Regions from separate parts of the Homo sapiens genome. Here region 2 is linked to region 1. A link is a loop called in an ENCODE intact Hi-C map of the cell type or tissue named here. Cell type or tissue: gastrocnemius medialis. All regions are shown on one strand. Links, peaks and the distances in the headings refer to the core of each region. The heading gives the core; the rest is flanking DNA.

Region 1 (14,767 bases), core at 12,094-14,593:
AAGGCACAAGAGTTGAATCTTAAATCTTAGATGTGGTTGTTTGCCAGTTCCTTTCTCAAAATTGATACGTAACAAAAACTGATTCAGCTGGAAATATCAGTAAGGTAGAAATATCCCTGAGTTGTAGGTCCCTACTGTTGTGGATTCCTACATGAGTGCTTTTACCTTTAATACCTGTTTGAGAAAATACGCAAAGACCAAAAACTACTTTGAGTTCTGTAACTGTTTTGAATGAACTATTTAAGTGCATTTAATCATAACAGTGTTTATCTGTGCTTTCTTTGAAAGTAGTTCAGATAATCCTGGGTGCCATATGGATTGTCAGACCCCTTGCAAAACTAGGGAGTCCACCAGGGGCTGGCACAGTGGTATTGGGAATCGGAAACCACTGCTTTGGATGGAGGAAGTCTTAGAGTACCAGGATCAGGGACAGACACATGGTCTTGGTGGGTGTTAAAATTTGCAATGCAGTATTGGAATAAATGCAATACGCTTATACCTACTACCCTTTTCCATCTGCTTCTGGCAAGGCAGTGAGACTTCTTTTCATACTTTTTGGTATAAGCTATGTATACTACCTTCATGGCGCAGTGCAGGCAGTTTTTCCCCTTTATAAAGTACCTTCTTTTAGTTTTAAAAAATTTAAGCAATTTGGTCTTTCCTGCCTTCTCATTTCTTCAGAAATATGCCTGTTACAGGAGGTGAGGCAAATCTATTTGATTCTTCTGAAATAGTTTTGGAATTTTTGATATATGGAATTTTGGTAGTTTATGCTTCGTTTTTATCTTTTAATGGTGTATTTAATTTTTTTTCTGTTCTCGAATATACAGAAAAATGTATGCTCATCACTTAACCAGTTTTAATGTGTTGATAAATTGCTCCCCATTAAAGCCAGTTGAGATCACATTGTTTGGCATTCTTTTTTTTTTTTTCAATCACACAACTCATCTTAGTTTACTTTTTGTGTCATCTTTGTAGGACGTGCACGGTGGCTCACACCTATGATCCCAGCATTTTGTGAGGCTGAAGTTGGAGAATTTATTAAGGCCAGGAGTTAAAGGCTGCAGTGAGCTATGACTGCCACTGCATTCCAGCCTGGGTGACAGAACAGGACCCTGATTCTTTTTTTATTGAGAGGCAGTCTTGCTCTGTCGCTCAGGCTTGGAGTGCAGTGGCCCGATCTCAGCTCACTGCAACCTCTGCCTCCCGGATTCAAGCAGTTCTCCTCCCTCAGCCTCCCGGGTAGCTGGGATTACAGGCATGTGCCACCATGTCTGGCTAATGTTTGTAATTTTAGTAGAGACGGGTTTTCTCCGTGTTGGCCAGGCTGGTCTTGAACTCCTAACTTCAGGTGATCCGCCCGCCTTGGCCTCCCAAAGTGCTGGGATTACAGGTGTGAGCCACTGCGCCTGGCCTAGGACCCTGATTCTTTAAAAACAACAACAACAACAACAACAAAAATGGTCTTTGTAAAAATTTTTAAATGTCAAAAAAAATTGGCTTACCATCATGGCTGATAAATGAGGAATGCTGAAAGTTCAAGCTGTTGGTTTTATATATATATATATATATATATATATATATATATATATATATATAAAATTATATATAAATGTATATATATAAATAAATAAATACATATATATAAAATGATCTAAGTTTATCATTTATCTTTGGGAGTTAGTCACTGTTCAAGTCAGTTTCTAGGTTTTAAAAAATTTTTTTATAGAGACAGGGTCTCACTCTGTTGCCCCGGTCAGAGTGCAGTGGTGCGATCATAGCTCACTGTAACTTGAAACTCCTTGGCTCAAGCAATCCTCCTGTGTCAGCCTCCCAAGTAGCTGGGACTACAGGTGGGTGCCACCATGCCTGGCTCTCTCTACAAGACAGGATCTTGCTATGTTGCCCAGATTGGTATTGTTGGAAATCTTACTCACATTTACAGTTTACTTGGCCTCAAGTGATCCTTCTGCCTTGTCCTCCCAAAGTGCTGGGATTACAGGCATGAGCCACTGCACCTGGTCAAGTTCTAGTTATTTTGTTGTTTCCTACATTGCCTTTTCTCAAATTAATCTGCTTCTTGGTATATTATTATAGCTTCAAGGTTTTTTTCTTTCTAAAATATTCACTAATTCACATTTCAATACTAATGATTAGGATAAAGATGGTGATAGAGCAGTTCACCATGCAGCTTTTGGAGATGAAGGCGCTGTTATAGAAGTACTACATCGAGGTAGTGCTGATTTGAATGCTCGAAACAAGCGCCGACAGACACCACTTCATATTGCTGTCAATAAAGGTCATCTTCAAGTTGTGAAGACTTTATTGGACTTTGGCTGTCATCCCAGTCTCCAGGTAAAACCTTTAAAGAAACACATCCTGCAGGTATTGCTAGGATCCTATTAAAGGGAAACATTAAGTTCTATGGTAAGCATTCCTTTGTTACCGTTCTCATATGTCATAGTAAATGATACCAAAGGCGTAAGATGTTACAAAATTGGCAGCTATTTCTTTTTTAAAAAGTTGTTTTTTTTTAGGGAAAATGCCAATAGATTGGGTTTTGATTGGGCAGGGAGAATGAGGACTTCTTTGTAAAAATATCAGCTTATGAATGGATTTAACTTTATTGATCATGACAGTGAGCTCAACAGCTTAAAGAAGTGTAATAGGCTATATTTCATAATAGTTACTTCATAACTATTTAAATTATTTTAATTGTAGCTTTTATTGTAGCTTAGGGACTTTGAATAGTCGTTAGTGTAATCTTCGGAGATTTCTGTTTTGGAAAATGTATAGGATTTTAGAGTTGATTTACAGTAGGATCTAATTTTTGAAGCAATGATTGCCTAAGAAATGATTATCCCCAGCTACAGTTTTATAACCAGATAAATTAAACCACAAATATATAGAAAATGTAGTCTGTGTCCATTTTCTGCTTAGTTTGGTTACTAAGCAACTTGTCTTTTGTGCACCTGTTTGATTAAAGTTTCTATACTTAGTAATTTTGTAGCTCCTGAATCTAATTTGCCAACTTTTAGGTTCCTTAACCGAATAGGCTTGAAACAACATATTATTTTTAAATAAAAGTGTTCCCTGAAATACTATTTGAATATGTAAAACATAATTTGTTTCCATTGGAAACTCAATAATGATTTTTTAAAAAGTAGGGCAGTGGTTAGAATCATAAGCTGCTTGTAGTTTAGATAATTTACAGCATCCAGGAATTGGTTGCTGGATTGGATAGATCTCAGAGAAGAAATAAAGAACAGTAGTAGTGGGAATGAGGGCTTGAGAAGAACTGAAAGAATAGATTTTGTTCAGCTAGATAATTATTAGAAATTAAGGTTTTTGAAGTGCAGCTGTTTTGGAACTGTTGGGATCTAGAGTATGTCCTTGTAAGTGGGAGGCAGGATTGGAGGATGAGGGAAGAATTGGGGGGGTGTTAATCTGTAAGGAGAGGTGATTTATACCTGCTGACGTTTTTTGTCTGAAATGGGAGACAAGTTCATCTGTTGAGAGTGGTGGGTAGAGAAAGAGTAATTGAGAAGAGTGATAAGGACTTGGGGACCTGCAGAAGGGTGTTCCAATCATGTTAGAAGCCCGTTTCAGGTTGAACACTACAGATTTTTAGTGCCGCCAGATACAGGAGTAGAAGGTAGATGGTAGATGGTTGGATTGAACTTGGGTTAGGAATTCTTTTTTTTTTTTTTTTTTTTTTTTTGAGGCAGGGTCTTGCTCTGTTGCCCAGGCTGGAATTCAGTGGCGTGATCATGGCTCATTGCAGTCTCAACCTTCAGGGCCCACCTCAGCCTCCCGAGTAGCTGGGACTACAGGTGTGAGCTGCCATGCCTGGCTAATTTTTTGTAGAAATGCCCAGGTTGGTCTCAAACTTCTGGTCTCAAGCAATCTTCCTGCTCCCACCTCCCAAAGTCCTGGGATTACCGGTGTGAGCCACCATGCCTAGCAGGAATTCTTTATGTAGGTGGATGAATATATTCCTGGGATTAGCAAACATTTTCTATATTGGGCACAGATAATAGTGGCTTATTGGCTTTTGCCACAACTATCTAACTCTCATTGCAGAATGAAAGCAGCCATAGATAATACATAAATGAATGGGTGTGGCTGTGTTCCAATAAAACTTAATTTACAAAAACAGGTGGCTCCAATGTGTAATATCCTGGGATATCATTTTTTCTAGGCTTTGTCCACATGGCTTAGGGGAGCATAGGGCTCTGCCCCATGATGTACAGTCCCTTTCCTCAGTGTTGGAGATGAAGCTGGGTCTGGTGTTTGCACTTTCATATTCCTGTAGCTTCTCAGAATCCTGTGGACAGTGACTGGGGAGACAAACCATGCAGGAAATATGTCTAGTAAAAAAGAATAAAACAAACAAAAAACAAGTGGCAAACTGAATTTGGCAACTGTAGTATATGCTGTAGGCCAGGTTGTATATGACTTTACTGAGAATAGCATCTGTTCAACTATGAAATGAATGAAATTTAAATTATTCATGTCTGTACATGACTGCTAATGAATAAAAACTTACTGCTAAGTCAATTGATTAATGTAAAAAGTAGTCAGCTTGAAAAAATGGTAGACTGAGATTGCTAAATTTTAATTTACAATTGTTTTACCTTTGGCTAACTAGCCACTTTGCTGCCCTTTGAAAACGCTTAGATTAATGTTTCTCACCTGTGACTGCACAAGATGTTCATCTGTGGAGCTTTGAAAAATTACTCATGCCTCACTCTCACCTCTAGAGATTTAGTATGGTGAACAGCCTGGACATCAGATTTTTTTTTCTCTTTTTTTTCCTCTGTACAACAGATTTTAAAAGATCTCCCCAGCAGGTTCTAATGAGCAGCCAAGTTTGAAAGCCACCGACTTTCAATTCATTGTTATGGTGTAGGTTTGGTATGGAATTTCAGGGTATGACAATTAAGGCCATTTTAAACTTATAAAATTTGGGGGGCAGCTTTATCACTTCACTGGTTTTTGTCATTAGTTATATTTGAGGCTACTTCTTTTCTTTTCTTTTTGCTTTGTAAAGCTTCAGCATGTGCCAGGAGTGGTGGCTTATGCCTGTAATCCCAACACCTTGAGAGGCTCATGTGGGAGGATCACTTGAGCACAGGAGTTCAAGACCAGCATGGGCAACATACTGAGACCCCCATCTCTACAAAAAAAGAACTTTGCCGGGCAAGGTGGCTCACGCCTGTAATCCCAGCACTGTGGGAGGCTGAGGTGGGCAGATCACGAGGTCAGGAGTCTGAGACCAGCCTGGCCAACGTGGTGAAACCCCGTCTCTACTAAAAATACAAAAATTAGCTGGGCATGGTGGTGGGTGCCTGTAATCCCAGTTACTTGGGAGGCTGAGGCAGGAGAATCGCTTGAAACCGGAAAGTGGAGGTTGCAGTGAGCTGAGATCGCGCTATTGTACTCCAGCCTGAGTGAAAGAGCGAAACTTGGTCTCAAAAAAAAGAAAAAAAAATTCCAGCATGCTTATTTTGTTTTCCAACTAGATTTGAGTATGTCTTTCCTTACTATAATGTGGCCAGTGTTTCTTGCCTGTATTTTTGTTTTTTATATTTTTGGAGATAGAGTCTCGCTCTGTCACCCTGGCTGGAGTGCAGTGGCATGATCATAGCTCACTGGAGCCTTGAACTCCTGGGCTCAAGCCATTCTTCTGCCTCAGCCTCCTGAGTACCTAGGACTATAGGTGCACACCGCCGTGCCCGGCTAATTTTTAAAATTTTTTGTAGGGACAAGGTCTCTATATGTTGCCCAGGTTGGTGTTGAACTCCTGGCCTCTGCTGATCCTCCCGCCTCAGCCTCCCAAAGTGCTAGGGTTACAGACATGAGCCAGCATGCCCAGCCTTTGCCTATATTTTTGTAGTTATCACAGAAAGTGCTCTTTTATTGGTATTTGTTGGATGTGGTCTCTGCTTCTGTTTGCTTAGCATTTGGTGTAAGTATTACTATTAGATGGGATAATTAATTGAAGAACTAATGAAAATTTCTTTAAACTTAAAGGATTCTGAAGGTGATACCCCTCTTCATGATGCAATAAGTAAGAAACGTGATGATATCCTAGCAGTTCTTTTGGAAGCTGGAGCAGATGTTACCATCACAAACAATAATGGATTTAATGCTCTGCATCATGCTGCACTAAGGGGAAATCCCAGGTATGTCACCCCTTACTATTTTAGGTGCAATTCAAAAATATTTTCCTACTGTTGATTCTCTTTTTCTGATACTGATGAAGAAATAATTTTGGCTATTTTAGTATTTTAAATCATTTTAAAGTTTTGTGAATATTATGCCTTTAGTTTTATATGATGATTATTTGGTTGTTAATCTAATACAAATATTATGAAATGATTATTTAAGTTTATATTAAATGTGGTTGTAAAATATCAGGAATACTAGTTTCTTTCTAAAGATTTAATTAAAATGCATTTTATTTTGAGATTTATGTTTCTTCAAAATAATTATCTGGGTGTCCTCTAATTTCATGTTGCCATTTGCACGATAATTATTTTTTAAAACTTAAGACTAAATAAATACTAAGTTACCTAATTCCTTATTAATAATGTAATTAGTTATATAAACTTCTAGTATAGCTATCCCCTCATCCATTGTTACAGCAATAGTATTCTACTGAAAAAAGTATTTGCTGGTTGACATTTGAGAAAGACTCCTTTTGGAGAATCACATTCTTTATGAAGGATCTGCGGTGTCCCACAGAATGGGAAAATGCTTAGCTTTGCTTAATTTAGAGATTTCCATTAACTCACTTTTTGGAACAACTTTACCCTAAGCATTTTAGGAAATTCTGCATTGGATGTCTTCTGTTTATGTTTGAGTCAAACCTGTATACCTGGACTAAGAAAAATCTTCACTTTGATTTTTATTTTGATAATTTTATCTATTCTGAACACTTATTCTTTGGTTCCTTATTGTATTTTTATATCATGTTTCCTTTAGCTTCTTAGGATCACCACTAGAGGGTGACCACAGGAAACAAAAGGATTTTATTGCTACTGCTTATTGGTAACTGTAACAGTGGGTATATATTGTAGGACAAAATGAATGATCATATTTTAGATCACATCTTGATTTTTTTTCCAAATTGCAAATATTTGAACACTTCAGATTTTGGCATTGTGAAGAAGACAGTAGTATTATATTTCCCTGCCCTTCAAACAGAAGATTATGATAGCACTTTCCACATGCCAGCCTCTGCAAAGTGCTTCACATGCATCATCTCACTTAATCCTTTCAACAGCTTTTTGGGGCAGGTGTTAATATCCTCATTTTACACGTGAAGAATATGAGGCTTATAGAGATGAATTTAATTATTCAAGAACACGTAGCTGATTACTGAAGCAGCTGTAACTTGAGCAAGGTCTAGGTGACTTTAGAATCATAACTGTTAAACCACTTTACATCACCTTTTCTGTATTATGGTCTGTCTGTGAAGCAAGACCAAAACACATGGGCAGTGAATGTGTCAATACCTCATTCCTCTTGCTGCTTCATTGCTTAGAGTTATCTTTGCTCTCTCACCAATTCTTAGCTTCCAACTAGTTTTAAAATTTTACTCATTCTACCAATCCTTCCAACCCATTCCATTCTGTTCCCACTGTTGCTGACCCAATTAAGTACTCACCACATTTACCTAGACTATTATACTATTCTTCTAATTTTTTTCTTTGATTTCAGTCTTTTTCTTGATTTAAATTTTATACATTTACAAATTATCCATTCTGAAAGCATAGGTCTAAATGGCTCTCTTCCCCTGTTTCCCAACTTCAGTTTTTGTCTGTTAACATAGAATACAATCTACACACTTTGGCTTGGCATTCAGACCCATATTCTGTGTGTCCTGAGTCTGTTTAACTTTATCTCCTGCTAATCCAATCCCTCAGCCCGCTTTGCCCATCGTCTATTCTCCTTTCCTAAAATATGCTGTCTGCTTTCTTCTTCTATTTTTTGGAGCATTTTCTTTCTTTGGGATGCCCCATCCCGCTTCTTTATCTTAACCGTCTTTCTTCCAGAGCTACCTCCTGTGTCATCACTGGAATTATTTTGTTTGCTCTATACTTCCTTGTTCTGTGTGTGTTTTTTTTGTTTTTTTTGTTTTTTTTTTTTTGAGGCAGAGTCTTGCTCTGTCACCCAGGCTGGAGTGCAGTGGCACAATCTCGGCTCACTGCAAGCTCTGCCTCCTGGGTTCACGCCATTCTCCTGCCTCAGCCTCCCGAGTAGCTGGGACTACAGGCTCCCACCACCATGCCCGGCTAATTTTTTTTGTATTTTTTAGTAGAGACGGGGTTTCACGACGTTAGCCAGGATGGTCTCGATCTCCTGACCTCGTGATCCGCCTGTCTCGGCCTCCCAAAGTGCTGGGATTACAGGCGTGAGCCACCGCGCCCTTCCTCTGTGTTCTTATTTATTATACTTACTATATACTCTGCTTAGTGCTGTTTATTACTATGTGCACTTCTGTCTTTCTCTTTACATTGTGGGCATTCATATTCATCTGTTCATCCTACATATGCTCTGGCTATACAAGGCACTCAATAAATGTTAGTCTTACTTTGACAGTGAGCACACTGTTAAATATCACAAGATGTTATATGATCAATTACAAAATGAATTCTGTAGAGAAACTGTGTTAGGAATTCAAACAGCAATTACTTCAGATTACAATGGTCAAAAAGATTTTATTGAGAGAATTTAGGATTTATTGAGGGAATATGAAATCATAAAGTTTAGTATAAACTGAGAATTGAAGTGCTTAGGAAACAAGTATCTTTTAAATATTTTGAGTTGTTTCATTTTTATTGAGAGTAGGCATAGTATATTCAATAATGCTAAGCCTATACAAGGAAGAGAAAATTTACTTTTATTTTTTTCAATTCTTGCATAAATCTTGAGGGTTCCCCTGAAAATTTAAAACAGCACCTCTTCCAACCAGATATTTGGTGTCAGGTGACATTTAAAAAAAAATGCTTTTATTCTTTAACAAAGTAGTGCTTCAGTTAAAGCTACATGCCTTCTTTATTCCTACTTCCTTAAGACATTTTTAGGTAGTTGTGACTATAGATTGCCAGATAGAGTGTGATTTTAATTGGACACTGAAGAGTATCAGATGACACAGCTTATATTACCAGTTGTAATTGCAAATTGGGATGTTTTGAATTCTTTTTTTCATATCAAATTTCTTTTTCTTAAGGTTGATTTTTCCCCCCCTATACTGTCCAGTGATGTCAGAAGACAGAAGGTGCCATTTTTAGTGTACTCGGAATTAAAAATAACAACCAGTCTTTTTGGCCTTTATACTATAGAAAACCAGCAGGGTGTGGTGATTTACATTTGTAATCCCAGCGACTTAGGAGGCTGAGGCAGGAGGATTGCTTGAAGCCAGGAGCTTGAGATCAACCTGGGCAATGTAGCAAGACCCTGTCTCTAAAAAATTAAAAAATTAGGCTGGGCGTGGTGGCTCATGCCTATAATCCCAGCACTTTGGGAGGCCAACTCAGGCAGATCACTTGAGGCTAGGAGTTTGAGACCAGCCTGGCCAACATTGTGAAATGCTGTCTCTACTAAAAATACAAAAATCAGCTGGGTGTAGTGGTGCGCACCTGTAGTTCCAGCTACTCGGGAGGCTGAGACATGAGAATCACCTGAACCCAGGAAGCAGAGGTTGTAGTGAGCTGAGATTGCACCACTGCACTCTAGTCTGGGTTACAGATCAAGACTGTATCAAAAAAAAAAAAAAAAAGAATCAGCTGGGTGTGGCATCACAGACTTTTAGTCTCAGCTACTTGGGAGGCTGAGGCGAGAATATTGCTCGAGCCTAGGAGTTTGAGACTGCAGTGAGGTATGATCGTGCCACTGCACTACAGCCTGAGCAACATAGCAAGACCCTGTCTCTAAAAAAAAAAAAAAAGAAAGAAAAGAAAAGAAAACCAGATATAGCACGTTGTTATTTCCAGAACCTGATGAAGTGTCTAGATGTCCTATATTTTTGAAGACTGTCCTTTGAAGTCTCTATTTCAAAGGTGCAGATCAATATGAGTCTAGATTTCAAAGCTGATCTTGATGTTTTCTCATAGTATGATAGTAACTGAAACACATTAAGAGAAAAGAGTTACAAAGCCATTTATTGTTGTCTTTTAGAATTGTGGAAGGGAATATAAATTTTCACTATGAGACCCTGAGTACTTTGGTTGTGCTTTATAAAGTTTGGAGCATTTTAAGTAGAAATTACACCATGTTTTAATACAGTTTTGTTTTTTTTGAGAAATCTTAACTAAGAACAATGCTGTTTGTCTGTTCTGATAGTTAATATTTATAGGCATGTTTTCATCTAGAGTTTAGCCATATTTATCATCTCTTAGTATATAGGTAAAATTTTGGATTTAAAGTAAGAGTAGAAATTATTTCTGCTGATAAAAGTGAAAACTGAATTTCTTTGGAGTAGCATAATCAGCATGTTACTTAGGTACTTTCTGTAAAGATGCTGCATTTTTAGCTGTTTTTAGAGCTCCCTTACAGGCATGAAAATAAATTAGTCAGCAGTATTCTCTGCAGAGCTGGCAAAAACAATCGATAGGTATTTTGGAAGTACAGGTAACAATAATATAATTATAAAGTTTATATAGTATTTACGAATTTTTCTTGAATAGAAATTGAATGTGAAAAGTAAACGTAAAATATGAGTGAATCACCTGATGTGATATATGTTGTTTTTAGGTTGGTACTAAGATAATTTCACAGGCGTTTCTTATTTGCTTACTAATTCCCACAAAGACACATATTACAAATCTTACTGAATATGTGAGCAACTCATAGTTTTCCTTCTCGAATGTTGTGATGCTTTTTTTACTTTTTAAATTCTGAAATATGGTCTGTAAACAAGACTATGTTGGCTATTTGAAGATTTGATAAGCTGTACTGTATTTTGGTGTTTAATGCTTTCCTTACAACTGTAAACATGCTGAGTGCTATCTACAAAATATAGCTGAGTCTATTCGGTAATAGGATACTTAGAGTGTGTTTTCTCTAATGTATGCTCATGCATCTACTCTCAAACACCATATTCCTTGTAATACACAAATGTACTTTCTGTGACTGAGGTGTAATTAATAGGAGGAAGAAGATCTTGAATGAAGTGATAAGATATATATTTATATATGTCTCCTTTTGCCCACAGTCTTTTAGAGAATGATGTTCATTTTGAAATGGAGGAGTGGTCAGGAGTTGAGAATGTGTGAACATCTGGGTCTTTAAACTACTCTTGTCTTCAGTAATCTTCATTAATTGCTGAAATGTTTGTCTCTATTAAATAATATTAAATTATCTATAGTTTTATTGCAATCATTAAGAAAATTATACGGATGTTAGAGTAATTGTCACTTTTTTTCTTTACTTCAGTTTATCCCCACTGAAGGAGAATATTGTGTGTATATTTTTTATAAGGGACAAAGAAGACAGTGAGGAGAGTCATAGTATTTATTGTTAGCAGAGTTCTTCATTTTACAGCTGTGAAAACAAATATGGAGAGGTGAAATATTTCATGAGTAAAAGTAGTGATGCTTAGCATTTTCTTTCTTTTTTGAAGACTAAAAACCTTTGATTCAGGGTCAGAAGAACTAGATAACTGTTTTAAGCCTCTCCACAAGATATTCTACAGTTATCATCTTTTTCACCTTACCTGCTAACATTCAGGTAAATAGCGGTAAAATTAAAGGCCAATACTATGGAAGATAGTGACTAAACATTTCTAGAGTGTTATATAATGTTACAGTTTTCTTTAATTTAAATATGCACACATCCATGTAAACCACACTGTACAATCCCATTATGTGTTCAGGTGGGTTTTAGGTGACCTTTCCAGATATTTTCTTCCTTTGAAGGAAGTTTTTGTTGTTGTTGTTATTATGAAGCATAGCCTACATTTTATTACCAGTTCTTTTCTTTTCTGAAGGATAAGAAATTTAATACCAAGAGACCATAATAAGTAAAATTTTTATTTGAAATCCTTAAGTCATCCATACATTTTTCATAAAGCTTTTTATAAACATCTTTAACCATTCTAGCTTTTCCAGGTAGAATTAACAGTAACAAGTTATTTGATTATAATCACAGTCTGCATAATGTAAATAAGTTGAAATTAGTTGGCAAGTAATTGATATTCACAAATGAAAACGTTGGTTGTCCCGTAGTAATCAATGCATAGCTACAGCTGGTTGAAGGGGACCAAATCCATTGAAGAGGCGATTTGGTTCCATTTTACCAGCTCTAGCAAAGCATTGTAGTGCTGCTAGTTTGGAATCCAAAACAGTTAAATGCTTTTCATTGGTAAAATTACAGTCATGGACCTTCTACAAGTGTTAGAAATTATCATACCAATGCTTCAGTCACTGAATGTCAAATTTTCCATTTTGAAGTCACTTTCCTACTGTTTTCCTGCGCTTAATGGTTTAAAAATCTTTTCCTTTTAACACATTACTGCATTAAGGAATGATCAATGTACGTCTTTGTTTTCAACATCTTTGCTTCTTTTTCTTTTTCTAATCTTGTCCACAGCCGAAGTCTTTGCTTAATTCTTACATGTAGACAATAAGCTATTTCAAAACCAATAGTATTTAAAGGAACAAATAGACCTTGATGTATTTTAGAGTAATGTTTTCCATTTATCTCTAGGCAGCAAACCAGATAAATAGTTAAGCTAAAAGGTTGGGGAAGAGTTCAGTTAGTCACCCCCTTCTACTGCCACTGCTTCTTTTAGCATTATAGTTGAGGGCTAATAGCAAATTGTTGATGGGTGTAGGAATATCAGTGGCCTTAAGAAAGTACCTCTGCCCTTTGATTTATAAATAGATCACATGTGTATTCAGTGTATTGCTTGGACTTGTGTCGAAAGGAACTACCATGCATGCCAGTTTTTCTTTGTTTTTGCTTACGTGGTGTTACTAATCATAGCTTAGTAATTTAACCCTTTTAAAGGTCTATTTCCTTGACTAAGTTCTTTGTCATTTTGGGTACAGATTGCCAAGTTACTTCTCATTATCGCCTTAGTAATACATGGTGGTTAGTTACAATCCATGGATACAAGTATTAAAATCTATTGTGTGGATAATACTTGAAAAATCAGAGTAAATTTTTGTTATAATGTGGTTTTACTGTTGATTTCAATGTCTTGAGAGGGGTGTCTTCTTGCATAAAATAAAAGTTTGATAAATTATAATTTGCCTATAAAGTTAAGTGCTCTCAGAGAAATATAGAGTAGAGAAATATTCTTTACAGTTACTATTTTAAACTGAGAGGTCAACGCTAATTCAGGCAGTATGCAAATGACTCTTACACTAAGTATATTCTGCGTCTGTTGGTTGGTAAGTATCATACTGCTGGTGAAATTAACTACAATTCTTTTTCATCATTTTTTCTAGTAGAAGTGAAACAGGTGTTAAACTGCCTAAACTTAAGTGCTGAAGATAGCAATAATACTGGCTTCTATTTTTACTAGTTATATGGGAGCTGTTTAGCAGATCCAGTTGCTCAAGTGTGTTTTTGGATGGCAGTTCAGTTTCATATACTGGCCATATCGGGGCAAGGAGAGGCCATGGGAAAAAAATAGTACAGCATTTGATAATGTCAGCATCTGTTATCCCTGTCAGGGAGACAGTTGAAATGTTTGAGTTATACCAGTGTCAGCAGATGCCCAGAGTTTAATATGTACTCAGTTAAAAATGAACAGCTGATCTAAGTGATAGATGTGACATTTTAGAGTGATTGAAAATACTCTTAGATAAGTTAAACTCGCAAGCACCAGAATCAGCATATAATTTTACTTTTAAAAATGAATAGCCTGTCATTTTATTTTCTAAGGATTATTTATATAGTCTTAATATTATAGCAAAGAGAGTCTTAGTTGCTAGGATGTTTGAGAAGGATTATTAAACAACTTGTATACCTATAGAATGACCAATATAACTGTTTATTATAAAACACAAGTAGAGTAATAAGCTTTGAGTATTTTTATAGAAGAACCTCTACTTTTGAGGTATATATTTTGAGTTCTTGGTATTTAGGACCTATACAGGTAAACTTACCAAATAGAACATGAATCATTGCCATTCTGTTTTGTGGATGATCAGAAGGGCTATGCTTATGTGAGTTAAGCTTTGAACTAATTTCTTTGAAAGTGTAGAATTTTAAAATTATGTGCCTTTTATAATTTCCAGTAAACATGCAGTAACACATATGATGCCATGTGTAAGTCATTCTCATTCTTTATAATCTGATAAAATGAAAATCATCTTTGTATTAACTAGTCTTATTAAACAGAAAATGAACTATAGTTAAACTTAGTCATTTCCATTCAATTTCTGATACAAAAAATTTAAAATATTATGCTTTTATACATGTGTAAATATTTCAGTTGAAATAATACTTTTAGTAAGAAATGGTTAGAATATGTGAATATTACTCTTATTTTCTAACTTTGTCATTAGTAGCTTAAAACAGGTACTGCTTATAAATTTTGCTAAGAGCATTATTTGGAATTTTTTATAAATAATATACAAACTGTGTGAAATAAAAGTATTTTGATATTTCTAAACAATGGATTGATCAAGTTTAGAGAAATTGAATTGTAATTGCATAGTACAATAAAAACAGTTCTTCGATCTGTATAAATTGGTTCTTGACTATAGTGCTTTCATTTTACATGCCCTCTTTGGAGAAAGCAAAT
Region 2 (15,674 bases), core at 5,880-8,379, 370 kb before region 1:
TGGGAGTGTCAGGGATGAGGAGTCTGATCATTAAGACTGGATTCATTTGGGTTCAGATTTCTTCCCCAATTCACTGATTGACAGGAATGACATAGGACAGGACAGAAAAAAGAACAGGAGAAAGGATAGTTGGGAGACAGACCCATATAAGCTGCTGCTGACAGCCACTTGGCCCCCACTTGATAGGAATGTATCATTTATATATTAGGATTGTCTCAGGCAATAAAAGTAGCATGGCTTGGCAGTCAGCTCTGTTGTTAAAACAAATGCAAATATAGGCAGTAAAATGTTTTGACTTCTCAATGGTATTTGGTAATAAAGTGATGATCCGGATGATCTAAAATGTGTTTATATTAACTGTTTTGAATTGTTAACACATTTAGAATTTAAACATTCTGAGAGGACTTACAGATTCCGGAGTACATTCTTGGTTCCCTGTTTAAAAACCTTGTTTAAAGATGTTTTTGAAATAACAGCCTAACTGTATTAAAAGACAGATATATTTTGATTAGTAGTCTGTGGTACAAAGACTATTTGGGCTTCTATTTAAAGTTGCAGGTTTGGGCTTTTCCAGTGGATTCTCTCAACTACTAGGGAGACCATCCATCTAAATCTCCACTTGCTGTCAGTATCCATGGTAACTGGGATATGTTGACGGCTGTCTTTGCCTCGGCTGCATTTGATTTTAGAAAACATTAATTAGCACAGGTTAATTAGGCCCTGTTGCAGTTAAACTGCCACATGTGTTCCTGATAATAACCAGTGCTTTAAAGAAGCATTGGATGTTGCCTGCTCACGTGTTTAGCTGACTAAACTTCTTTCATTGTGTGTGTGGATGTGCATGCACGTATAAGAAAGATTGATCGCTTGATTATACTTGCAATAAAAAGCTACTGACCTGCTTAGAGTATCTGGGAAATGTTTTTGTAATATGTCACCTGCTGAGTGGCCAGCTGGCTATGTCATGAGTCAGGTGTCTTCAGATAGTCCAGGCATCAGCACTGGAGCTGGCCACAACCACCTAGACCTGCTAGGTCACAGCACTGGCAAAGTGGAGTCCAGTGGGAAGAAAGGTGAAGGTCGTGTCTCCATGACCCACGTTATGTAGTGACTGGGGAGGGAATTTCCGACCATGTTGCAACTGACTTGCTAAAGAGGAAATATTTACTGTAGTGCCTTCCAGAAAAGCTCAGGGGAACTCAGCATCATGATCATTATGGCATCCCCTCTTTCCTTGAACTGGGTCGGGGCTGGAGAACTGGCCTGTGCTGATATTTCTAAAGAAAACTGGAAATGCTACCCTTTCCAGGGATGAGTCTTGGCTCCAGCTGCGACAGTGTAGTCGGTCTCCTCCACTTCTGGGTTGGGATAGGGGTGTTGAATTAGGCATTTGTGAGATAATCAATCAATTTTTAAATAATACATTTGCAAAACTGCAGCATCCACTCCTGAGCACATCCTCTCATCCACGTTTCAGGGAAAATAGGCAAATCTATTAAAACTCAATAGAGAGTGCAAATAGCAGGTGAGAATTCGTAGTGAGAGTGTATTACATTACCGTCTGTGTGGTATGTGTCCTCATAGAGATTCACAGTGGCCATTAGGGAAGTAAATTAACCTTGTTCTTATGACTTCTCTTTAAATTTTAGATTTAGATAATGAAACCTTCCACATTTATCAACCGCAGCTAACAGTTGCCAGAAAACTCTTATCCCAGGTGTGTGCTATAGCGGACAGTGGCAGCCAGAGCCTGGACCTCGGTCACTTCAGCAAAGTAGACTTCATCATCATTGTTCCCAGATCGGAGGTGTTGGTTCAGCAAACTCTTCAGCGGATTCGACAATCAGGTAAGAGTGAACTTTCAAAGAGGAGCCCACCTAGATCCAGCTTCAGATCCCCTCTGCCTCTTTCTTTTGCTTAATCCAAACGTCTAGAGGATGCTTAAAACCTTCTTCAGTAATAAAAATCATAAAAGCACTTTGTTATTTTGGGTTTATCTGAAGTTTTCCCTCAAAGTACTCTGTCCTTTTTCCCTCAAGGTCAAGGGTAAATTGTTGTGCATGTTTGCCAGGTATCATTAAGTTCATGATGTAATCTGTGGGACTAGAATCTGGTCATTTATGGATGAAGAGAAATTTTCTCAAGGCGAGGATGGCCCTGCATGGGTTGATGGCGTCTGTGCCACCTGAACTCCTCCCACCTGCAGGCCTCATTTGCATAGGTGGATTCTTGGCCATCTAGCACATTAACAGCACGTCTGGGACCTGGAAACCAGAACACCATCCCCCATGTCAGCAATGACGTTCTTTAAGAAAAAAAGGTTAGCGTTATTTCTAATAACTTTAAGTGTAAAGAAAAAAAAATGTTTTTCCCAGAAAATGTGAAAAGGTAGAGAGCAAAAATTTTACAAGTCTAAAAAAAAAAAATGTTACAAGTCTGTGGTAAATAATATCCCTTTTCAGAAATAAAATTTGATTAGAATTACAAGAAGTTATAAGGAATTTAGAAACTTGAAACAGCTGTAAAATGCTTGCCTTTGTAAACTAGGTTTGAAAACGAAATTATAAATGTCAAGTTGCTTCTGATTACCTTAGCTGAGGAAAACACACACACACACACACACACACGCAGATTTTAGATCTGGAAGATGACTGTTTTTGCCACAGTAAAGAATTTTACTTTCGGCCGGGGGCGGTGGCTCGCACCTGTAATCCCAGCACTTTGGGAGGCCAAGGCGGGTGGATCACTTGAGGTCAGGAGTTCAAGACCAGCCTGGCCAACATGGTGAAACCCCGTCTCTACTAAAAATACAAAAATTAGCCAGGTGGTAGTGGCACATGCCTGTTATCCCAGCTACTTGGGAGGCTGAGGCAGGAGAATCACTTGAACCCGGAAGGCAGAGGCTGTGGTGAACCAAGACACTGCAGTCCAGTCTGGGTGACAGAGTGAGACCCTCTCCCAAAAAAAAAAAACAAAAAAACAAAGAATTTTACTTTCAATATATTTAAAAACAGGTAGGAAGCAGAAAAATCCAGAAGTGCTTAAAATGTGGTTTATATGTTCATACCTGTCATATTGTGCCTCTCAAATTTTATCCTACATAAAGATCACCTGGGGATCTTGCTAAAATGCAGATTCCACTTCAGTGAGTCTGGGTTGTGCTCCGGATTCTGCATTTGCTTTTTTTTTTTTTTTTTTTTTTTGTGAGACATAGTCTCACTCTGTTGCCCAGGCAGGAGTGCAGTGGTACAGTCCTGGCTCACTGCAACCTCCACCTCCTGGGTTCAAGCAATTCTCCTGCCTCAGCCTCTTCCAAGTAGCTGAGATTACAGGTGTGCACCACCACTCCCAGCCAATTTTTGTATTTTTAGTAGAGACAGGGTTTCACTATATTGGCCAGGCTGGTCTTGAACCCCTGACCTCAAGTGATCCACCAGCCTCAGCCTCCCAAAGTGCTGGGATTACAGGCATAAGCCACCATACCCAGCCCGGATTCTGCATTTCTAACAAGCTTATAGTGAAGCCAGTGTCAGAAGACCACACTTTGAGTAGCATGGCTCAGTGAGAAATCTTGCTTGATTGTACTTTTAAAAATAACTAAAAGAGTATTGTAATTGGATTGTTTGTAACACAAAGGATAAATACTTCAGGGGATGGATACCCCATTTACCCTGATGTGATTATTACACATTCCATGCGTGTATCAAATTTTCTCATATGCTCCATAAATATATACTCCTACTGTGTACCCACAAAATTTGAAATTAAAAGTTTTTAAAAAGGCCTCTTGTTCCAGAGGCCAAATGAGCTGACTGACAGTACATTTTTCCCTGTTTCTATCTCTTTAACCCCTCTTGGTGGCTGTGACTGACATGTGAAGTTTTGTCCACACCTTCTGGAGTCCCAAGTGTCTGGTTGACAGTGCAGTCTTCTTTTTAGCCTCTCAGTTTTGGAATGACAGGTTACAAAATGACTTGTTGGAAATATCGACCTGTAGGTGATGAGCTGGAAAAGGTCAAATGCCTTCTCTCATGGCTCTCCCAAAAACCAAAGTGAGTTCTCTCTCTCAGCTACCGGCTTCTTTCTGCATTTATTTTTCCTGCCCCTTCTCCAGTATGGGGAGTGGGTTGTTGTCGGTCACACCAAGCAGTAGCCAGATTTTTTGTTATTTCATATGGATTTTTTTCCTTTCGTAACATGGAGGAAGGGCCTTGTCTTTTAAGTATTTTACTTGTACCATTTGGCATTTGTGGCCTCCCTGAGTTTGTGATCTGATATCCCAAATTGTGCTTGAGCAAACACATCATGGCACCTGTTTGAAGTGACGAAATCATCTGCAGAGCCTTTTCCTGAAATAACCTCTCAGTGACCTGCACTTTCACCTTTCCTAATAAATGCAAGCTCCTAAATAAAGCCTTACATTTTTGACAGATGAATAAATTGTGCAGGTTTTTTCCTTTCTCTTCTCAATGCCCTCAGATTTTTCTAAAGTGTTTTAAGATTATCACCTCTCAAAAAGGTACCAGAATTTGACCAATTATGTAAGCTTAGAATCCAGAAAAAAAAAAATCATTGTAATAGACATGTTTGGCACACTCAAAGCAAAGCATATTTTTAGAATTATTCACATCTGGCTTTGGCATACATACTGAAATTTTTGCTGCAAAAACAATCACTTCTGTATATTTAAACATACCTTTATTTTGTTATAAAAACATGATTATGGTATGCCTTATTTTTAAAAAATAAAGTAGAAACCTTTAAACATTTATAATCCTACCATTCAAGGGTAACCACTGTTAAAATGTTGGCATTAACAAATAACTTAATACCTAGTGTTCCACCTCTCTTCCCTACCTCTGTTTTTTTCACTTGGCATTACAGTGTGTACCTCTTTCCATGTCATGAACATCTTTTGTGAGCATCATTCTTAATGAATGTATAGTCACATCATAATTACAAAAAAAGTATTTATTTTGATATTTAAATACCTTCATATTCTTGGAACACATACCAATTGATAGAAGAGAAAGGACTAGAAGCATGTTAAAATGTACGGAGAAATTGCTCCGGGTAGAATAAATAGCAGGAGAGCATCCATTAAAATAACTCTTTAAAATCATAGCTGTTAAAACAGAAAGTTTTTAAGAAATCATCTGACTTAGTTTCCTCATATGTCATCATGTGAATTGAGAAGAGCCTAGTTTGCCTGAGATCACAGAGGGTAGTACCTTGAGAGCAAGGACAGTTTTTTTTTTTTTTTTTTTTTGAGGCCGAGTTTTGCTCTTGTTGTACAGGCTGGAGTGCAGTGGCGCGTTCTTGGCTCACCACAACCTCCACCTCCCGGGTTCAAGCGATTCTTCTGCCTCAACCTCCAGAGTAGCTGGGATTACAGGCATGCGCCACCATGCCTGGCTAATTTTTTTGTATTTTTAGTAGAGACAGGGTTTCTCCATGTCGGTCAGGCTGGTCTCGAACTTCCGACCTCAGGTGATCCACCCGTTTCGGCCTCCCAAAGTGCTGGGATTACAGGTGTGAGCCACCGCGCCCGGCCCAAGGACAGTTTTTTTATTGTTGCATGTCTAGTGCCTCGTTTCATGCCTCTCTTGGGCCTGGCACCAGCAGGTGCTCAACTGATGTTTGAATGGAGGGCTAGAAGGAGAAAGAGATGGGCAGAAGGAGAAACAGTGTCCAAGGTCTCTGTGTCCTGGTTCCATTTGCCTCCTTTACTAAAGAAAGCATTCCAGCAGAGTCTGCCAGGAAAAGCACCCAGGCAGGGAAGAGCTGCCAGAGTATGCAGAAAGGGCACATCCTTGGCAGTGCCTGCATGGCTGAAAGTAAAAGGATGAAAATAGAAACCATCACGTTGTTGCAGATCCAGCACTAAAGTGAAGCATTTGAAACCTCAGCACACATTCTGATGAAGAAATGAAGCAAAGAGGGGAGGGAGGAGGAAAAAGGAAAACAAAACAAAATATCATGGACAGAATTTGAAGGTTAAAAAAAAAGAAATGGAGCGGGTTTAACATCTTTTAAGTTTGCGTAACGTAGACTTGTAACTGCTGGAGTGATCGTGGGGAAGGAGCATTTTTATACTATAGGAAATTATTTTATTTTAGTGTCCTTTTTTTAGAAATCTGAAGTGGTAGCATAATTCTAATTCGGAGGACCCCGCATTCTGTGAATGAGAATACTAGCATACTGGTGCAATCCAAAGGCAAGCCCATTTCAGTTCAAGGTGGGAGAGAGAAGTACAGGAAGTGACTGTCCGTTTTTTGCCTCCCTGCTTGTAAAATGGTGTTGGTGGGAGCCCTAGCAAATGGGAGCGGATCTGGAGGTATCCAGGCAAGGAAGTTTTATCCTGTCAGGGGAATGACACAAATCTGATACTTTAACACATGCATGATTATAACAAAGCCAGAGAGACGTATTTGTCTGCTGATATAGAGATTACTCTATTCAAATGGACATAAGGCAGTTTTAAGGAAGCAGTAGACATTGCAGGGGAAGTGAAGAGAGAGAGGAAGGCATTCCCACTTTCTTTTCTTTTTCTTTTTCTTTACTTTTTTTTTTTTTTTTTTTTTTTGAGACGGAGTTTCACTCTTGTTGCCCGGGCTGGAGTGCAGTGGCACAATCTCGGCTCACTGCAACCTCCGCCCTTCAGGTTCAAGTGATTCTCCTGCCCCAGCCTTCCGAGTAGCTTGGATTACAGGCGCCCACCACCATGCCCAGCTAATTTTTGTACTTTTAATAGAGGCAGGGTTTCACCATGTTGGCCAGGCTTGTCTTGAACTCCTGACCTCAAGGGGATCTGCCCACCTCGGCCTCCCAAAGTGCTGGGATTACAGGAGTGAGCCACCGCGCATGGCCGGCATTCTCAGTTTCTAAAAACAGATTTTCTTGTGGCAGAGCTTTCTTCTGTAAGATAACAATAAATAACAAAAAAAAATTTTAATAAAAAAATAAAGACATATTTTTTTGGTCTCACCAACCTTATACTCCCTTGTTGGTCACTTAAAATTTCAACAGAAAAAAAGACAGTATTTTTTGTTCAGTGACTAAGACACAGGGAACAGGTGCCCAGGAAGAATGTACTGGGAAACTGCTGTCCTGAGGTAGAGGAAACACGAGAGATTGCTTTGTGCAAGCATAACCCAGCACATGCATTGCTGTCCGGGGGATGGCCCAGCCAATACCCAGCTCTCAGTACCTTCCGTTCTCACCCTCAGGCACATTTACCCCCCGCTTCACCACAGCCACAATGACTGCCCGCCTCGTCATACCCTGGACCCTGCCTAATCCTGGAATCACCCATTCAGATGTTCCCAATTTCAGGCCACACTCTCCTTCAGGCCACACATATACAACATGTTCTCACTGTGTGGGGAAAAATCAACCTTTCCAGTTGATGCCGTACTAAATTCTTGTTTTGTTTTGTTTTGTCTTGTTTTTGTTTTCGTTTTTGTTTTTGTTTTGAGATGCAGTTTCGCTCTTGTGGCCCAGGCTGGAGTACAATGGCATGATCTCGGCTCACTGCAACCTCCACCTCCCAGGTTCAAGCAATTCTTCTACCTCAGCCTCCCGAGTAGCTGGGATTACAGGCATGTGCCACCATGCCCAGCTAATTTTTTTGTTTGTTTATTTTTGAGACAGAGTTTCGCTTTTGTTGCCCAGGTTGGAGTGCAATGGCACAGACTTGGCTCACTGCAACCTCCGCCTCCCGGGTTCAAGCGATTCTCCTGCCTCAGTCTCCTGAGTAGCTGGGATTACAGGCATGCACCACCACACCTGGCTAATTTTTTTTATATAGACGGAGTTTCACCATGTTGGCCAGGCTGGTCTCGAACTTCTGACCTCAGGTGATCCACCCGCCTCGGCCTCCCAAAGTGCTGGGATTACAGGCGTGAGCCACTGTGCATAGCCCTTTTTTGATTGTTTAGTTGGTTCTCTCTCCCATTCTCCACAGTGGCTGTCATGGACTCCATTTCACTCCTCAAACCCCAGACTTCATCCCTCATCCTTCTCTCTTAGCAAATGACCATGCTACCCCACCCAAAGAAAAAAACAAACAAAAACTTCAAATAAAAACTTGCCTCTAGGCCAGGCATGGTGGCTCATGCCTATAATCCCAGCACTTTGGGAGACTGAGTCAGGTGGATCACCTGAGGTCAGGAGTTCGAGACCAGCCGGGCCAACATAGTGAAACCCTGTCTCTATTAAAAACACAAAAATTAGCCAAGCAAGGTGGCATGCACCTGTAATCCCAGCTATTCAGGAGGCTGAGGTGGGAGGATCACTTGAACCTGGGAGGCAGAGGTTGCAGTGAGCCGAGATCGCATCACTGCACTCCAGCCTGGGTGACAGAGTGAGACTCCATCTCAAAAAAAAAAAAAGAAAAAGAAAAAAAACCAACAACTTCCTGCCTGGGAATCTAGAAACCTAACTGTGTATACACCTGTCCCCTTCCCTGCTGATCAGTGGAGGAGCTGGCCCTGCTCTGTTTCAGCCTGACCCACACGCCTCACCCCAGATAGAGTTTCCACCTTTGAGGAACCTCACGCTATTGCTTTTCTTCTCTCTCATTGCTTCAACTTTTTTCTCTCTGGGGTCTCGTTCCATCAGTGTCAACCTGCCCCACTCTCTCAAAGACAAAACAAGACTTTGTTAATCCCACCTGGCCCTCCAGCTCCCCTCCTCCTACCAACTGCCAAACCAAGAGGGCTGTCCATCCTCACCTCTGTCTCCCAGTCACTCCCCGACACCTGGCAAACTGGCTCCCACCCTCACAGCACCCTTGCCCGTATCACCAGTGACCTTTTCGGTCCTTATTTGAGCTTTTGGCAACACTGGAGACCTCCATTCCTTTCATTAGATTCCTTCTGGTTCCTCTGGCTGCCAGGGCATGCTCCTTCCCAGCTTTTCTCCCACTGTGTGTGTGTGCGTGGTGCTCATGCACACACTGCAGTTCTCCAGCCCTGGCACTCAACACACTGTGTGTTGTAGTTGCATGTTTATTAATGATCTTTCTCTTCAGCCAGAAAGTAAAATGAATATTTTACTATGCATGAATATTTGCTGAACAAATATTCAACATTTTGTTGAATTTTAAGTTCAAATCTATTTTGAAAGGCAAACACAGAAATAATATTTAAGATTTCGTGGCCCTCTGGTAAAAACAAATTTAGTCATTAAAGCCCATGTTCCAGAAATCTACTTTGGCCAAGAGTAAGAGACATTAGTTAATGTGTTCCCTAAAAGGTTATTAATCTAAACCTTTAGGGAACACGGTGACTCCCAACCACCACTGGCTCTGTTCTAGAACTCAATGAGTTGCAAGATGTCAGGAAGGAAGAAGAGTTACTGGTGCTCCTATGTTCCCACTCATGTCAAAAGTAAGATTTAGTATTTAGTTAGACACAGCCCTGGATCTCTTAGTACCACCATCAGTGCCGCAGGTGCGCCCTGCTGATATCCATGTTTTATTGTGGAGTTGGAAAGGTGTGACAATTTGCTTATGATTCATTTGAAAAATAAACTTGTTTAATTCCATAGAACTGTGATAAATTAAGTTAGTAAGGAAACAGAATAAAAGTGACGTTTCTTAGACTGGCCATTGCTCATCACTTCTGACATTTTCAGATTCCTTGCCTCTGCTTATTTTTGAAAAACAAAACAAAGCATGAAAGTTAAGTCAGAAGCTAATGAAAAAGTTTATTTGTTCGTTTTGTTTTGTTGTTTTGTTTTCATTTTTGAGGTGGAGTCTTGCTCTGTCACCCAGGCTGGAGTGCAGTGGCACGATCTTGGCTCACTGTGACCTCCGCTTCCCAGGTTCAAGTGATCCTCCTGCCTCAGTCTCCAGAGTAGCTGGGATTACAGGTACACACCACCACACCCAGCTAATTTTTGTATTTTTGGTAGAGACGGGGTTTCGCCATGTTGACCAGGCTGGTCTCGAACCACTGACCTTAGGTGATCCACCCGCCTTGGCCTCCCAAAGTGCTGGGATTACCAGTGTGAGCCACTGCACCCGGCCTAATGAAAAAGTTCATCTATGGGATGGAAGAGATAGGTATGGAATGACTGTAATTTTGACTTTTGAGCCTTGAAAATGATTTATATATTCAAAAATAAAATAATGGGGAAAGGCAAACTTAAAATTTAATACAAACAAATGGAGGAACCTAACTGCATATCACATTGATAACATTAACCACACAGCAAAAAGAATTAATTCAAGTAATTTTTTAACAGTTTTCTTACTGTATGTTGTTAATGTGACATATCCTATGGGGAAAAAGATTGGAAAGAAATCTTGAATTTGAATTAGAATGTTTGTTACTGGGAGTATTACTGATAATCTTAAAACTATTTTGTGTATATCATAGGAGAGAGCCGATAGGTAAATAGCTTAATGGTTCTTTTTTTTTTTTTTTTTTTTTTTTTTTTTGAGATGGAGTCTCGCTCTGTCCCCCAGGCTGGAGTGCAGTGGCGTGATCTCGGCTCACTGCAAGCTCCACCTCCCGGGTTCACACCATTCTCCTGCCTCAGCCTCCCAAGTAGGTGGGACCACAAGCGCCCGCCACCGCGCCTGGCTAATTTTTTGTATTTTTAATAGAGATGGGGTTTCACCATGAGAGTCAGGATGGTCTCGATCTCCTGACCTCATGATCCGCCCTCCTCGGCCTCCCAAAGTGCTGGGATTACAGGCGTGAGCCACCGCACCCGGCAGTAGTTGAATGTTGAAAACCAGGGTTCTCAAATGAAAGATGGGAACTTCAAATGTGAAATGGGAAAATAAGAAATATTCATTTTAGGTTTAAATTGGCAATGAAAGGGTGAAGTCATAATTTGAAAAAAGAAAAATCCTCCTGTCCACTGAAAGACAGGGTCTCACTCTGTTGCCCAGGTTGGAGTGCAGTGGCATGATCATGCCCCATTCCAGCCTCGAACTCCCAGGCTCAAGTAATCCTCCCACCTCAGCCTCCCAAGTATTTGGAACTACAGGCACATGCCACCACACTTGGCTAATTTTTTTTAGAGACAAGATCTCACCACGTTGCTCAGGCTGGTCTCAAACTCGTATCTGTGAGCACATGGAGCATTTAGGTTTGGGCTTGTAACACCATTCCCCACTGTCCCAGCTCTGAAGTGGAAACATTTCTGGAATATTTTGTTGTGCCAGAAAGTGAGAAAGTGCAAAGATTGATTGGAGCATGCCAAAAGGACATGGCAGCCTGCCTGAGGGGATTTATGGCTAAATTTGGAAATTTCTAGCGTCACAAGGAATGATAGCAATGGATTGCAACCTATTGAAAAATTTTTTAAAACCCATGAGTCCAGAACAATACTAAAAAATAAAAGGAACAGGAGAAGTGAGAGGTTAGGGGAATGCCTTCTCTACAGAAGAGTACCAGTTAATAAATGCAGGAAAAATGATGGAATTAGAAAATCCCCACTTTGTAGTACCAATGTGTAATTATTGATTCTGACAAAGATGGATACTAAAGCCATTGAATAAAATGTCATTAGGGGGCCGGGCGCGGTCGCTCACGCCTGTAATCCCAGCACTTTGGGAGGCCGAGGGGGGCGGATCATGAGGTCAAGAGATCGAGACTATCCTGGTCTCTACCATTTATAGTAGAGATAGTAAAACCACATCTCTACTATAAATACAAAAATTAGCCGGGCGTAGTGGCACATGCCTGTAATCCCAGCTACTCAGGAGGCCGAGGCAGGAGAATCACTTGAATCCAAGAGGCAGAGGTTGCAGTGAGCCGAGATCGCGCCACTGCACTCTAGCCTGGGGACAGAGAGAGACACCATCTCAAAAAAAAAAAAAAAAAAAAAGTCAGGGAACAAATATTCACAAAGTCTCAAAGTATCATCCCATGGATCAAAAGCTAACAAAGAGGGAAAGGTATCTCTACAATGGAGAGATCTGGCAGTAGACACTGCCATAACCAAGTAATCAAAATTTGGCATCTCCAGTTATGAGACAAACTGACATTATGTGCAAAAAAGCACACAATGTCACCTATGAGGTATAATTGCCAAAACTGTTCAACCTGAGTCTGATCACAAGGAAGCTTCCAGACAGATCCAGATGATGTGGCATCTTACAAAACAATTAGCTTGAATTTTAAAAAATAATGTCATGAAAGATTAAAAAGAAAAAAGGTAAAAGAAAAGTCAGGGAGGCTGTTGGTTATTTTAAACATGGAGAATAAAGAGACATGACAACCAAGTATAATAATTCATTTATTTTTTAGTGGACAAAGATTGTATATATTTTTGATATAGAACATGACATGTTAAGTAAACATTATGGAATGGCTAAATCAAACTAATGAACATATCCATTACCTCACATACTTATTATTTGTTTGTGGTGAAGAACATTTAAAATCTACTCTCTTAGCAATTTTCAAGTGTAAAATATATTATTATTAACTATAATTACCATGTTGTACAATCAATTCCCTGAACTTTTCCTCCTAACTGAAATTTTGTGTCCTTTAATAAACCTAATCTCCCCAGCCCCAAAACCCATGCTTAATTCTTAATTGGATACTTGAGTAAAATATAAAAAGTTAAAACACAGCTCTGGGACAATTACTGAAACTCGAATATGGGCTGTGTATTAAAGAATATTATACTGATGTTGGTTCAGTTCCATAGATGTAATAATGATATTGTAGTTATACAGGAGAATGCCTTTGCTCTTAGGAAGAGCATATTGAAGGATTTAAGGGTAAAGTATTATGATATACGTTACTTATTTCCAAATTATTTAGCAAAAACACAACAATAAAAAGTAACAAAGGAAAAGCAAATGTAGCAAAATATTAACAACTGATTAATCTAATTGAAGAGTATACAGGTATTTATGACACTAGTCTTTCCATTTCTGCAGTAGTCAAAATAGAATGTGAAGTTAAAATAGTTGCTTTTCATTGATAATGTATCTTTCAGATGGAATTCTGTAGAGTTATTATTGTCCTCAAATAGTTTCTAAAACATGGATGGGTAATTTACATTCCCCCTTTTTAAGAAGTTTTAATTATTGAATAGATCAAATTTATAAAGGATATTTTAAAAATCACAATGGAATGAGCACTCATTACCCACCAAAATAAGGAACATGGAAGACTGTTCCTCCCTGGTGCGCCTCCTTGATGCTAATGTCCCTCTCTTTTCAAAAGTAACCATTACACTGAATTTTGTGTTTATCATTCCCTTGCTTTTATTTATAGTTTTACCATAATGCCTTAACTTCTAAACCATATGTGCTTAATTTCATATACTTTAAACCTAAGTGGAACTACATTCTACGTATTCTCCTGTGATTTATATTTTATGCTTAATGTTACGTCCCTGAAGTTGTTCCTGCTGTTGTTTGTAGCTGTAATTCATTCATTTTACTGATTTTTAGTATTCTTTTATATAAATACATCACATATCTTTTAAAAAGCACAATTCTACTACTGATGTACATTTGTAATGTTTCTAGTTTTTTGATTCCTTCAAACAGTGCTGGTACACATATAAGAGTTTCTCTGGGAATAGAATTGTTGGAGCACAGGTTATGAACATTTTAAATTTTACCAAAGAATGCTAAATTTTTTCCAAAGTGATTATATTTACACTCCCACCTGCAATGTATGTGCTTCAGTAAATATTTGGTATGCGCATACCTCCTTAAAATTTTTTTTATTTTAAAATAATTTTAGACATAAAAAAGTTGCAAAAATAGTACAAGGGATCTGAAAATGAAATTGAGAAAATTTTAATCACAAGAATATCCAAAAAATACATAGGAATGAATTTGACAAAAGAAGTGCAAAGCTTATGCTTTGAAATAATGAAGCATTGCTGAACAAAATTAAAGAATACCTAAATAAATGAAAAGACATATTTATAAAATTGAAGATATATTAATATTTTTAAGATGACCATATTCCCCCAAATTGGTGTACAGATTCAATGCATCCCCTACCAAAATCCCAGCTGGCTTCTTTGCAGAGATTTACAAGCTGATCCTAAAATTCATGTGGAAATTTGAGGACCCAGCATACCCAAAACATTATTGAAAAAGAATAACGTTGGAAGACTCTCACTTCCCCATTTTAAGCTACAGTAAACTATATAAGCTACTGTACTCAAGACAGTGTGGTGATGACAAAATGATAAACATATAGATAAACAAGATGGTATTGAGATTCCAGAAATAAACCTCCCATTTACAATCAATTCAGTTTTGACAAGGGTGCCAAGACAGTTTAACAGAGAAAGAACAGTCTTTTCAACGAATGATGCTGGGACAACTGAATATCCACATGCAAAAGAATAAAGTTTGACCTCTACCTCACATACAAAAAATAACTCAAAATGGATCAAAGACCTAAATGTAAGATTTACAATTACAAAATTCTTAGAAGAAAATGGGTATAAATATTTGTGACCTTGGAATACTAATAATTATTTCTTGTATATGACACCAAAAGCATAAACTTTTATACATAAACTGGACAATCCTCAAAATTCTAAATATTTGTACTTCAAAGGACCTCATCAAGAAAGTGAAAAGACAAGCCACAGAATGGGAGAAACTATTTGGAAATCATTTATCTGATACAGGACTATATCTACAATATTCAAGGACCTGTTACAACTCAATAATAAAAAGACAAATTGTTTAATTAAGATATGGATGAAGGATCTGAATAGGCATCTGTCCAAAGGAGATACATGAATGGCCAATGAACACATGAAAAGATGTTCCTCATTAGCCATTGGAGAAATGCGAATCAAAACCACAATGAGAGACTGCTACACACCCCACTAGTATGACCCATAAAAGAGAGGTAGTAAGAATTGTTGAATATGTGGAGAAGTTGGAACCTCGTACACTGCTGTTAGGAATTTAAAATGGTACAGCCGCTTTAGAAAACAGTCTAGTGGTTGTCCAAATGATTAAATATAGAGTTACTCTATGATCCAGAAATTCCACTCCAAGATATGAAATGAGCCGGGCGCAGTGGCTCACACCTGTAATCCCAGCACTTTGGGAGGCCAAGGCGGGCGGATCACAAGGTCAGGAGATTGAGAGCATTCTGGCTAACACAGTGAAACCCTGTCTCTACTAAAAACGCAAAAAAATTAGCTGGGCGTGGTGGCATGCACCTGTAGTCCCAGCTACTCAGGAGGCTGAGGCAGGAGAATGGCATGAACCCGGGAGGTGGAGCTCACAGTGAGCCGAGATCATGCCACTGCACTCCAGCCTGGGCAACAGAGCGAGACTCCATCTGAAAAAAAAAAAAAAAAAGATACGAAATGAGAGAGAAGTGAAAATATACGTGCATGCAAAAACACAAATGTTCATAGCAACATTATTCATAATAGCAAAAAAGCAGAAAAACCCAAATATCCACCAAGTGATGAATGGATAAATAAAATGTGGTATATCCATACAATGGAATATTAACAATAAAGAGAAATAAAGTATTGATGCATACTACAACGTGGATGAAACTTGAAAACATCATTCCAAGTGAAAGAAGCCAATCACACAAGATTGCATCTTGTACAATCCCACTTGCATGAAATGTCTAGAATAAGCCAGTCTATAGAGACACAAAGTAGACTGTGATTGCCTAGGGATGGGGGTGTTGAGG

The links. A loop is a pair of places that touch in the nucleus more often than their neighbours do. Peaks named below come from ENCODE experiments on the same cell type or tissue, not always from the same donor. Only the 100,000 strongest peaks of a DNase experiment are listed, where the experiment ranks them.
Region 2: a loop joins it to region 1, with 4 times the contacts of the local background. A loop is called at or near these places in 2 of 110 quality-filtered maps.

The regions. Positions count from the first base shown.
Region 1 is chr18:21,813,459-21,828,225 of GRCh38, forward strand. MIB1 (MIB E3 ubiquitin protein ligase 1) reads left to right here. Exons shown (of 21, transcript NM_020774.4): 11 at 2,158-2,355; 12 at 6,037-6,188. MIR133A1HG (MIR133A1 host gene) reads right to left here. Exons shown (of 3, transcript NR_110369.1): 3 at 12,021-14,767. MIR133A1 (microRNA 133a-1) reads right to left here and starts at 12,327; the gene lies at 12,240-12,327. It overlaps LOC124904362 (small nucleolar RNA SNORA73 family), which reads left to right and starts at 4,166; the gene lies at 4,166-4,370. In gastrocnemius medialis, for the core only: no CTCF peak of the experiment used is centred there; a DNase peak (open chromatin) is centred at 13,623; H3K4me3 peaks cover 1,376 bases; H3K27ac peaks cover 2,500 bases.
Region 2 is chr18:21,452,717-21,468,390 of GRCh38, forward strand. It overlaps GREB1L (GREB1 like retinoic acid receptor coactivator), which reads left to right. Exons shown (of 33, transcript NM_001142966.3): 15 at 1,650-1,847. Among named protein-coding and RNA genes, the nearest start is that of GREB1L-AS1, 9.5 kb to the left of the region's middle. In gastrocnemius medialis, for the core only: no CTCF peak of the experiment used is centred there; a DNase peak (open chromatin) is centred at 7,185; H3K4me3 peaks cover 656 bases; H3K27ac peaks cover 2,500 bases.